Linked DNA regions of Homo sapiens: region 2 is linked to region 1. A link is an interaction called in ENCODE POLR2A ChIA-PET data of the cell type or tissue named here. Cell type or tissue: GM12878. All regions are shown on one strand. Each heading gives the region's core, and the rest is flanking DNA. Links, peaks and the distances in the headings are about the cores only.

Evidence for each region. ChIA-PET counts read pairs that join two places held together with the same protein. Peaks named below come from ENCODE experiments on the same cell type or tissue, not always from the same donor. Only the 100,000 strongest peaks of a DNase experiment are listed, where the experiment ranks them.
Region 2: POLR2A ChIA-PET joins it to region 1 with 8 read pairs; 5 of 35 experiments call an interaction of 5 or more read pairs at or near these places.

What each region holds. Positions count from the first base shown.
Region 1 is chr6:111,423,783-111,430,116 of GRCh38, reverse strand. All of the region lies in intron 1 of REV3L (REV3 like, DNA directed polymerase zeta catalytic subunit), which reads left to right. It also overlaps the pseudogene BRD7P4. Among named protein-coding and RNA genes, the nearest start is that of REV3L, 56 kb to the left of the region's middle. RefSeq lists a silencer at 2,524-2,724. In GM12878, for the core only: no CTCF peak of the experiment used is centred there; a DNase peak (open chromatin) is centred at 2,606; H3K4me3 peaks cover 758 bases; H3K27ac peaks cover 1,254 bases.
Region 2 is chr6:111,301,490-111,307,823 of GRCh38, reverse strand. It overlaps REV3L (REV3 like, DNA directed polymerase zeta catalytic subunit), which reads left to right. Exons shown (of 32, transcript NM_001372078.1): 31 at 254-463. Among named protein-coding and RNA genes, the nearest start is that of SLC60A2, 45 kb to the right of the region's middle. In GM12878, for the core only: no CTCF peak of the experiment used is centred there; no DNase peak of the experiment used is centred there; H3K27ac peaks cover 315 bases.

The DNA.
Region 1 (6,334 bases), core at 679-5,678:
CCACCCCGTCTCAATCTCGCTTCTTTTTATCCTCCTTAACTCTTATCTGTTTTCTCCCCTTTTCTTCCCCTGGAACCTGCTTGTCTCCTTTCTTTCTCTTTTTCCACTTTCTGTCCTTTTGTTTGTCATGATTGTTTTTTGTCTTCGAAGAGGCTGGAGTTGTGCCCCGAGCTGCCCACGGAGAGTTCGGTGACTTCATTCCCTCCTGCTTTGAGGACCAGCTTCAAGGGCTTCTCTACATACTCCTGGTAGAGGTGTTTGTCCGACTTGAGCTTCTTGTGCTTGTGCTTCTTGTCCATGTCCGACCGGGCCCCTGTGCTCACCCCCCGCGCCAGGCCCAGGCAGTGCGGCGCTGCTTCCGGTCTGGGCCAGGCGAGCCGAGGGCGGGAGCGGGGCCCGCGAGGCCCCTCTCGAGAAGCTAAAAAACCCTCTTTCCTATAACTCCACCCCACCCCGCCCCCCACATTTTGACACTATGTTGTGTTAATTTTTATGTTTTTATATTGCCTATCTCTTAATGGGTTGCTATAAGTATTACTGTTTTTGGTAGATTTGTCTTTTGGACTTCATACCAAACAGAGTTACAAATGGATTGTACACTACAAATTGCAGTAATAGAGTATTCTGGTTTGTTTGTGTACTTAATTTTACCAGTGGGTTTTATACCTTTACAAGCTTTCTTTTTGTAAGTTAGTGTTTTTTTCTGTCTGGTGGAAGAACTCCCATGTGCATTTTTTTGTAAGGTGGTTCTGGTGGTGGTGAATTCTCTTAGCTTAAGTTTGTCTGGGAAAGACTATGTATTTGACTGGGCACAATGGCTCACACCTATAATCCTAGCACTTTGGGAGGCAGAGATGGGAGGATTGCTTGAGTCCAGGAGTTCAAAACCAGCATGGTCAACATAGCATGATTCCCATCACTACAAAAGAAGATTTAAAAAATAAAAAGACAAACCAAAAACCCTCTTTTTTATATTTGAAGGATAGCATTGCTCAATACTTTATTCTTAGATGGCATTTTTTTAAAGCACGTTGAAGATGGCATTCCACTCTTTCCTGGCCTTTATAGTTTCTCTTAAGATGTCTGTTGCCAGACAAGTTGGAGCACTTGTATACATCATTTACTTCTTTTCTCTTGCTGCTTTCTTTGTCCTTGACCTTTGAGTGTTTCATTATTATATAACTTGGGAGTAGTCTTATTTGCATCAAATCTATTTGGTGTTGTCTTACCTTTATTCCTGTACCTGGATATTTATCTTTTTCTCAAGTTTTTGGGATTTTTTTCTGTTATTTCTTGAAATAAGCTTTTTGCCCCTTTCCCTTGCTTAACAAGAGCCCTCACTCTTAAATACCAATAAATTTCTTAGATTTTGTCTTTAGAGGTAATTTTCTGTATCTTAAAGGCAGCCTTCATTCCTTTCCATTGGTTTTTTTCTTTTTTCTCCTCATGTATTTTCAAATAGCCTGTCTTTGAGCTCACTGACTTTTTTTTGTTTCATATATCCTGCTATTGAGAGACTTTAATGAATTTTTCAGTTCACCAAATGTATTTCTCAGTTTTGATTTCTGTTTGTTTTCTTTGTATTATTTCACTCTTCTTGTTAAATTTCTCTAATAAATTTCTGTATTACTTTTCTGTGTTGTCTTGTAGGTTATTTAGTTTCCATTGTGCTATTGAGAGTATCTAATGAATTTTTCTGTTCACCAAATGTATTTCTCAATTTCGATTTCTGTTTGGTTTTTTTTGTATTATTTTGATCTCCTTGCTAAATTTCTCTAATAAATTTCTTAATTACTTTTCTGCTTTGCCTTGTAAAAGTTACTGAATTTCCTTATACCTGGTATTTTGAATTCTTGATCAGAAAGCTCATGTCACTGTCTTCTTAGGGTCAGTCACTGGTTCCTTGCTTTGTCTGTTTGAGGTCATGGTTCCCTGTTTTCTGTTGTTTGTTGTGGATATACATCTGTGTCTTTGCATTCAAGGATTAGTTATTTATTCTAGTCTTCTCTATCTGGCTTGTTTTGGTTTTTATCGAATATGCTTGCTTAGAGATTCTTTGAAGTTTACCTGTTAATTTTCTTTCTTTTTTTTTTTTTCTTAAATCTGCTAGGTTGCTGCCTCCTTTTCAGCACCTAACCTCTGGGTAGAGGTTCATGTCCAATGAACCTGTGAAATGAACCTCTTAACAGTGTGGTGCTGCTGAACAGCCACTCCAACTTGGCATCTCTTTTGGCTGAGTTACATAGCAGAGTTTCCAGGACTAGGGATGGTAGTCCCACCTCCGACCTCTTCTCTTTATTTCTGGTGGTTTTCAGGGATTATTTCTCCCTTAGGTATTTCCACTGCTCCCAGTTATTAGGACAGGGATAGGTCTCTTGCCAACAAACCCAAGATGGTGGAGAAGCCAGTTGTCCACCTCAGTTATACTTTTTCCAGTGTAGCAACTCTGAGTTGGGAAAGTTTTCTGCATGCTTGGTGCTGGACAGATTGAGGGGAGGGGCACTGTGATTATGAAAGTCTAATTTGCTTTCTTTTGCTCAGAGTTTTTTCACTTCTTTGTGGCCTTGGGAACTGTCTCCTCATATTTGAGTTCGGGATATTGCTCATGATCGTGTCAGCACTGTATTTGTGGTTTTGGTTTCCTGTGGCAGTGAGTGAAGCCAGGTTACTTCTGTACCACCGTTTTACAACCAGAAGTCTCTGTCCATTTTAAAATTTTATTGTCTTTTTATTATTGAGTTGAAAGAGTTGTTTGTTCTAGATACAAGTCCCTTATGAAATATATGATTCACAACTTTTTTTTCATTCTGTGCATTGTCTTTTCAACTTTCTTTTAGACAGGTAAAAGCTTAAGGTCCTTTAGTATTCAGCTACCATAAAATATGGTTGAATAATTTACTAGACTTGCATATAATGTTAATTACCAATAATATTTTATTTATTTGCATTTGAAGGAGCATTTAGGTATTTATGTACAAATTTGACCAGACAGTAAGTTTGTTTTGATTAACTTTTGATATTGCTTTAAATTGAGATGAATTTTCATGTCATAATCAGAATTTTTTTTTGAGACTTTGGTTTATTTACCTTTCAATTAAAATACCACAAAAATTAATGTGTGTGACCATTCTGGCTAAATTATCTGAAACTAAAAAGTGTTTGTTTTACAAGCCAGAATTTTATTTTTCACTAAGGTTAATAACACTAATTATTTTTATGACGTTTAGTCTGAAAGGTGCACATTTTCTTGGAGATTTGTGCTTGAAACTACTGTTAGAAGCTTTGTTTTTTAAGACTGAGCTTTTTAGAAATAGTTGTACCATGGCGTGTGCCTTTGAGCAGTACCCATATAGTTTCATAGTTATTGAAAATCAAGGGAATTGTTGATTTACTTTCTATAACAATAATTGCAGATTAAATTGCTTATGAACTTTGGATACAACATTTCATCAGATTTCTGACATATTAATCATAAAAGAATCATATTAATCATCAAACTACTGTTGTTCAGTTTGGAAGTTGGCCCTTAACCCATTTATGCCTAGTGTTCCATTATTGGGCTGCTAAGCTTGTGGGAGTTATTTATATCCTACTGCTCAGGGTCATCACCAAAGTCTGATTTTTCACACACAAAAAATTGCAACCTCTGGCATAAATGGGTTAATTGATTCCCTTCTAGTTCCGTTCCATAAAGGGGAGATGTGAGGACATTATACATATCTTCATTGTTTATAAGGAGAAAGAAAATAGTTTATAAGGAGAAAGTAAGATTTAAATCCATCAAATTTTCAGCTAGACTCAGTTGAAAGCCTTCTTAGAGGCCACCCAATTTGAAAAAGACATCCTGTGCATCAGTTTTACAGTAACAAATTCTCGGTTTTCTGACATCAACTGTGGGTGTTCTACAATTGAATTCAATTCTGACACTAACTACTACTAATGTATACCCTACAGGGTAAGGGTTCTGTCCGATAGTACTGCTCACTTCAGACACCAGCCACAAATGGAGTCCCTAGGCTCCCTGCACTTCTGCCCTACCTGAGGCTATCCAGGAGCCCCCAGCTACCAGTCATCTCATTGGTACACATGTAAACACTTAACACTTAAAAGAATCCAAACGTTTTAGGAGCTGTGTACCAGGAAGAGGGACAAAGACCAAATATATATTTCTTCTTATATCATAGTATCATACCCCCTCTTGTAAATTTTTCATTTTAGTTATTGAACTTTTCAATTCTGGAATTTCTATTTGGTTCTTTTTTTATAATTTCTCTCTCTTCATTGATATTCTCTATTTGGTAAGATGTTGGTCTCATACTCTCCTTTAACTCTCTTGACATGTTTCTTTTAGTTTTTTGAAATAGCTGGCTTAAAATCTTTGTCCAGTAAGTCCAACACCTTGGCTTCTTCATGAACAGTTTCTGTTGTCTGCTTTTATATATATGTGTGCATATATATATATATATGGTGCCATATTTGCCTGTTTGTGTGTTTTATAATTTTATTTTTGTTGAAAACCAGACATTTTAAATTATGTAGCAGTTCTCAAGTTAGATTCCTCTCTACCCACCCAGTTTATTTTTGTTGTTGCTGCAGTTTATTTCTTCAGTGATTTTCATGGGCTTATTTTGTATAGTCTCTATTCTTTTTTCTTTTTTGAGATGGAGTCCCACTCTGTCGCCCAGGCTGGAGTGCAGTGGCGCAATCTCCGCTCACTGCAAGCTCCGCCTGCCGGGTTCGTGCCATTCTTCTGCCTCAGCCTCCCGAGGAGCTGGGACTACAGGTGCCCGCCACCACACCCGGCTAATTTTTTTTTGTATTTTTAGTAGAGACGGGGTTTCCATGTTCGCCAGGATGGTCTTGATCTCCTGACCTCGTAATCTGCCCGCCTCGGCCTCCCAAAACGCTGGGATTACAGGCATGAGCCACCGCGCCCGGCAGTCTCTATTTGAAATCTCTGCTCAGCTAGCATAGTGGTCAGTTAATGGTTGACCAGAGATTTCTTTAAATGCCTCTTTTCTCAGCTTTTGCTGAGGGGCTCTGTGAGTATGTTGGGGCAGAGCCTCAAGATCAACCAGAGGCAAAATATTAGTCTTCTTAGATCTTTCCTGGGCATGTACATAGCCCTACACATGCTTATGGCCTTCTAAATTCCCTTAACTGTATCAAAGCTTTTCCAAGCCCCCGGTGGACATTTCATTCCTGTTTGTACTTTTGAATTTTTTGGTCAGCCTCTTGTTAGACCCAACTGGTAAAATTTCTCCAGGCAGCTACAGCAATTAAATAATTGCTGTTGATTGTTTTCCACAAAGACCCTGCCGCATATAGGGCTCTTCACATAGTGTGAGCCCTTCTTCAAATCAAATAAAGGCAAGTGCTGGGAATGGAGTGTTGTTCAGCAAGCTGCCAGACAAGTCCAATAGTGGCAGTTTTCTGAGGGTAGGGCTTTGGAGGAGCTCCAAATGGGTTCCGGCTCCTCCAGTGGCTGCCTGGCTGCTGGTTTTTACAGCTGCTATGGATGCAAGGCTTTGATTTTCAAGACTGTTTTGAAGCTGCAGAGGGAGAGATCAGATTAGAACAAGTTAAAATGCCACAAAGCTTGCTGTTTTAGCATTCATCTGGTGTTCTTGAATAAATACGCCTTGAATTGTTGCAAACCTTTAATTTCCAGAGTTCTGAAAAAGTTGCTTTTGACAGTTTTTGCCAGTGTTCTTGTTGCTTTTATGGAGGAACAGATATTGAAAGGTCCTTACTCAGCAATTTTGTAAATGCCTCTTTTCAGTCCTATATACTTTTATCTACATCCTGCCACCAATCTCTGATCCAGCCTCTCGTTACTTGCCTATCTCTTATATTTCCACTGGATCCTTGGAACACTGGTTCCATGGCTAATATGTTTATATTATCAAATTTTCACTATTAGCTTCCCTTTCTTGCCTGGTAGCCCTCTCAGGGCTCTGTCTGTCACATTTCACATAAATCAAAATATTTAGTGCCTCTCTTAAATATCGGCTCAGGATTCTTGCCTAGGTCCCTTCTCTTGTATTGGGTATTGGATATTTTCCCTGAGAAATCTTACCCAATTGTTGCTCATACTGGCAAATCTGTCTTCTTCTCTAGCTCAGATCTCTTTCTTAAGCTCCATATCTGTATGTGTTTCATTTAAATATCCATTTAGAAATTCTATAGACATGTAAAATTGTATAAATGCAAAACAGAAGTCAACCCGCCCCTCTTTTACAGTTTTCTTTGAGTGACATTATCATCCGTCCAGTTGCCTAAGCCAAAAATAAGAGTCATCTTTGATTCCTTCTGCCTTATCCTACTCTCAAAT
Region 2 (6,334 bases), core at 395-5,394, 120 kb after region 1:
ACTTAAATTATAATAATAAAAAAAAAATGTATCTGATAATATTAAGATGTAAGTTCCATGAAGGCAAGGACTTCATTCATTTCTGTAGCTCCAGTGTCTGGAACAGTGCCTGGCACATAGTAGCTACTCAACATTTGTTGAATGAGTGAATGAACGAATGAATGAATGCCTGAGTAAACCTGTAATTAGCATGAAAATAGCAGCTTTGCTGTGAAGCTGACTCAGGCTTACTTCTGAATGGATGTTTTTATAGATCCATAAAGCTACCAGCTCCTCGCGAAGTGAACCTGAAGGGCGGAAAGGCACTATTTCACAATATTTTACTACCTTACACTGTCCTGTGTGTGATGACCTAACTCAGCATGGCATCTGTAGTAAATGTCGGAGCCAACCTCAGCATGTTGCAGTCATCCTCAACCAAGAAATCCGGGAGTTGGAACGTCAACAGGAGCAACTTGTAAAGGTACAGTTTTGTTCCATGGGCCCAGAATCACAAGCAGTCTGATCTTACAGGAAGATATAGTCACTCTTGAATTATAGTGTGAGATACAAAACTGGTGTGAAAAGTGAAATGAAGAGTCTAAATGATAAACTTCCTAAAAATCTCAAAAATATCATAAACTATTAATAATGGTTTGTTTTATAATTTATTTTTTGTTTTTTTTATGGAATAGTGTGTTGTGTTTCTTAATAGCTACAACAAGAATGGCCATCCATCCAATTTCTTTTATAATACAGGTTGAGCATCCCTAATTGAGAAAAATCAAAATTCAAAATGCTCCAAAACTGAAAGTTTTTGAGCACCAACGTGACTCTCAAAGGGAATGCTCATGAGAGCATTTCAGAGTTCAGATTTTCAGATTAATGATACTCAACCAGTAAGTATAATGCACTTATTCCAAAATCTGAAAAAATTTGAAATCTGAAACACTTCTGGTCTTAAGCGTTTCAAATAAGGGATACTCAATCTACAGTATTAAAAAGAAGAAAGGAAAAGTCTCAATTGCTCTACTAGTGCTTACCATTCTTTAAAGAAAAATACCTAGTTGTCTTAGAGAATTGCTTGCTAGTAAACTTGGAAGGTTTATAATTCTGTGAGTCCAGGTAGATGATTAATGGCATGATTGAGTCATACTGTGTGCCACAGACTGTTCTAGGCACCTTTACAGGTGAGTAAACTGATACAGAGAGTTTAAGTGATTTGCATGTTACACTGCTAAGTGGCCGAGCTGGGATATAGACATAAAATGCAAGGATGATTTTTCAAGTATGAGAATTCTAGCAGAAATAAACAACAAACATCTCAAAGTAAGTTGAAGAATGAAATCTAAAGAAAAATTTGCCACCTCGCACCCCCCAATAAAATCATTACTCCTTATTGTTGATAAGTCATCTCCGTTCTGTCCCTACCTGCTATCCCTCTGTCACGATTTCTTGCTCTTCTCTGTCACACTCTACCTCGACCCATACCATATTGAACTTCTCTTAGGTCTGTGAATGCCCCTCGCCGCCTCCTCCTGGCCTTTAAACACCCTGCTCCTTCTGCCAGGAACACTTTCCTCTACCTATCCCACCCCACCCCCCATCTTCTGAGGAATCAGCTGAAACCTCTGGACTGGGTGAAGCCTTCCTTGCAGTAGGCTCCTGCCATAATCTCCTCTGCTTTACTGTGATTTGGGGTTTGTCTGTCTTCCTCACTAAATAGCAAATGAACCAGTGAGGACAGAGGCCCAGTTCTTTGACTGTCAAGTCAGTTATGCCTAGCATATAGCCAAGCCCATGGGGCTGGTCTGTAAATATTTATTGAATAAATGAACAAGTTCCTGGTTAATGCATGATTAAAGAAGGAATATATCACTGGAGTTATTACCAACCAACTTTCAGCCATTTTTTACCAGTTTTGTGGTTCTAGTCAGTACAACCACTGAAGTCACTGGGTGCTCCCAGCTTCTATTTATTTAATAGACTTCTGTCCTGATGGCAGCAGCCAACTCTCATAGAAAATTCCCTTGCTGGATCCTAGTATGACGCCTAAATGAGAGCAGGACCTCCAGGGCTCTGCTAAGGTCAGGCTGTTAAATGGTCCTTTCCTAGACTTTCTTATGTTTTTTCTGCACTCAATGACAAACACATCACTACTTGGTGCCATCAATTTACCCAGAGCCCATCCTCCTTCAACATTAGGTGTTCATTCTTTTTTTCTTTTTATTTATTTATTTTTATTTTATTTTATTTTTGAGGTAGGGTCTCACTTTGTCACCCAGACTGAAATGCAGTGGCATGATTACAGCTCATTGCAGCCTCAACCTCCTGGGCTCAAGTGATCCTCTCAGCTCAGCCTCCCATGTAGCTGGGACTACAGGCATATCCCACCATGTTTTACTAATTATTTTTTTTTAGACATCGGGTCTCACTATGTTGCCCAGGCTGGTCTCAAACTGTTGGACTCAAGCAATCCTCCCACTTCAGCTGCCTAAGGGCTGGGATTACAGGCATGAACCATGATGCCCGGCCATCTTATTTCTTATAAAAATACAGTTTAAAAGAAAGTGATGCCACAGCCATAAAAAAAGAATAAAATCGGCCGGGCGTGGTGGCTCATGCCTACAAATCCCAGCACTTTCGGAGGCCGAGGCGGGCGGATCACGTGAGGTCGGGAGTTCGAGACCAGCCTGACCAATATGGAGAAATTCCATCTCTACTAAAAATACAAAATTAGCCAGGCGTGGTGGCACATGCCTGTAATCCCAGCTACTCAGGAGGCTGAGGCAGGAGAATCGCTTGAACCTGGGAGGCAGAGGTTGCAGTGAGCTGAGATTGCAGCATTGCACTCCAGCCTGGGGAACAAGAGCGAAACTCTGTCTCAAAAAAAAAAAAAAAAGAACAAAGAACAAAATCATGTCCTTTGTAACAACATGGATGCAGCTGGGGCTATTATCCTAAGCAAATTAACGCAGAAACAGAAAACCAAATACTGCATGTTCTCACATATAATGAACATTGGGTACTCATGGACATAAAGATGGGAATGATGAACACTAGGGATTCCAAAAGGGGGGTGAGGAGAGGAAAAGTTGAAAAACCACCTGTCAGATACTACATTTACTGCATGGGCAACAGGATCATTAGAAGCTCAAACCTCAACATCATACAGTATACCCATGTAACAAACCTACATGTATACCCTTGGATCGAAAAAAAAAAAAAAAAGAAAAAGCGATGCTATTTATAAATAATGATGGTTTGTCATCTTTCAAGAGCTATTTTAATTTGAGGTGTTTTTCAAGAACGTTCAAATGAATGTCTCCCATACACTAATTTGTAGAAATTTTTAATGAAGCAGAAATTACTAGAGATGTAATGAGAATTAGAAACACATCCAAACAGGAGATTTTACATCATTCTCAATCCAAGACCAATCAAGTGATCAGAAATAAGTGAAATTATGGAAATTGTAAACATTATAAGTCAGACCTTGTGATTATATATCAAACTCTGTAACCCAGTACCAAAAAATGTACTTCTTAAGTGTTTCTAGAATGTTTTAAATGTCTCCCATGCACTAATTTGTAGAAATTTTTAATGAAGCAGAAATTACTAGAGATGTAATGAGAATTAGAAACACATCCAAACAGGAGATTTTACATCATTCTCAATCCAAGACCAATCAAGTGATCAGAAATAAGTGAAATTATGGAAATTGTAAACATTATAAGTCAGACCTTGTGATTATATATCAAACTCTGTAACCCAGTACCAAAAAATATACTTCTTAAGTGTTTCTAGAATGTTTTAAAAATATCTGGCCAGGTGTGGTGACTCATGCCTGTAATCCCAACACTTTGGGAGGCCAAGGCAGGTAGATCACCTGGGGTCAGGAGTTTGAAACGTTTGGCCAACATGGAGAAACCCCAGCTCTACTAAAAAATACAAAAATTAGCCAGGCATGGTGGCATGAGCCTTGTACTCCCAACTACTCAGGAGGCTGAGGCAGGAAAATCACTTGAACCCAGGAGGCAGAGGCTGCAGTGAGCCGAGATCACACCACTGAACTCCAGCCTGGGTGACAGAGCAAGACTCCATCTTAAAAAAAAAAAAAAAAAAAAAAAAAAAAAAAAAAAAGTCATAGTCTGTTAAAAAAAAAAAAAAAAAGCCTCGGCTGGGGATCATGGCTCACGCCTATAATCCCAGCACTTTGGGAGGCTGAGGCAGGAGGATCACTTGAGGGCAGGAGTTTGAGACCAGCCTGGCCAACATGGCAAAACCCCATCTCTACTAAAAATACAAAAATTAGCAGGGTATGGTGGCAGGCACCTATAATCCCAGCTACTTGGGAGGCTGAGGTAGGACAATCGCTTGAGCCAGGGAGGCAGAGGTTACAGTGAGCTGAGATTGTGCCACTGCACTCCAGCCTGGGCAACAGAGTGAGACTCCATTTCAAAAATAATAAATTAAAAATAAAATAATAAAAATTAAAATTTAAAATTAGCCAGGCATGGTGGCGGGCACCCGCAATCCCAGCTACTAAGGAGGCTGAGGCAGGAGAATCACTTGAACCTAGGAGGCAGAGGTTGCAGTGAACTGAGATCATGCCACTGCACTCCAGCCTGGGCAACAGAATGAGACGCTCTCTCTCATCTCAAAAAAAAAAAAAAAAAGAAAGAAAAGAAAGCCTCAGTACATTTCAAAAAGTAGAAATATTACAAATGAATGTAATACAATGCTATAAAATGGTAATTAATTACAAACTAAAAAAAAAAGTGATCCTTCCACTTGTAAATTCTGTTAAACAAAATGAAAACACTGCAAATCAGATTCTAGATGGCAGACCTCAGAGAAAAATTCATCACCTTAACACTGTTAATCATAAACATGAAAGAATGAAAGCAAATGAAGCAAGCATCTGACTGAAAAATTTTTTTTGAGACGGAGTCTCACTGTTGCCCAGGCTGGAGTGTAGTTGGTGCAATCTTGGCTCACTGCAACCTCTGCCTTCCAGGTTCAAGCAATTCTCCTGCCTCAGCCTCCCGAGTAGCTGGGATTACAGGCATGCACCACCACGCCCAGCTAATTTTCGTATTTTTAGTGGAGACAGTTTCACCATGTTGGCCAGGTGGTCTCAAACTCCTGACCTCAGGTGATCCACCTGCCTCTGCCTCCCAGAGTACTAGGATTACAGGCATGAGCCACTGTGCCCAGCCTTGACTAAATTTTTTTTGAACAAGAAAGCCAAAGGATAGTAAAAAGAATAAAGATTAAAGCAGATATTTTTTAAGTGCCTGCCTCCCTATGTGCTACAAAGTAGATGTCCGGGTTGGGGCACTAAAGTTTTAAATGTAAGCCTGAATCAAGCTATAATGCTCAGGGTTTAAACCAGTAAAGGATCTTGAAACTAAACACTGAGTTAAATTTAGTGAGTCAAGTAATTCCATCCTGGCTTATTTATCAGACAAGCACAGAAAGAGCTTAAATATTTATCAGTTTGTCCTGGCACCTGAATGTAACTGCAATTCATAGAGCTGTAATACAGAAATTCTATATTTGGGAATAGATTTGAGTCTCTTGGCAGAGATCTAATTAGCAAAGGCTTCATCATAGAACAGCATACTCAGTCTTCATGGAGCATACTGAAGCACATGTTTGTAAGCAGTCTGCTTGTGACAATATCATAATATTGGATACAGTAACCAGTCTACTTAGAAAAAGTGTGCCCTTCGGTTAACTGGAAGATAACTGGGGCAAAGAACAAAACTTCACTGGCCTGTGAGCCATCTCTGAAACTGAAACCCTTTGATAAATATAGATCAAAGAATTCACTAGAGCGTATTTGATTTCTCTTAAAAGACAATCCAGAGTAGTTGTTGCCATTTGGTATGGCTTTTTTAAAATCACTTGTCTACACTATTCAGGTGAAAGTCGGCCTGCATTTTCTTAACCTTTGGAGTCTTCATTGGCATCCTTTTTAATTTTTTTATGTTCTTCATGTTTTATAACCTTTTTTTTAACTATATATGCAACTTGAGACTTTAAAGTATTTTTAAAAATTGATCATTGTGTAAAACATTATAGTGCTTCTCTTTTTAAAAATTGCCTTATGATTTATTATTTTCCTTAAGATCAGATCTTATTATACATCCAAATCATCTGGGAAGCCTTAAGAAGTACAGATTCTTAGGCTTTCATGCCTGGAGATTCTGACTCATTATGGGTCTGGGATGGGGCACTTGTTTATTTTTAAGCTCATTGTTAGCCAGGGTTAAGAACCACTGGTCTGCACCACTACTTTCAAATTCACATTATTTGATTTTTTTTTTTTTTGAAATTTTACAGCTGG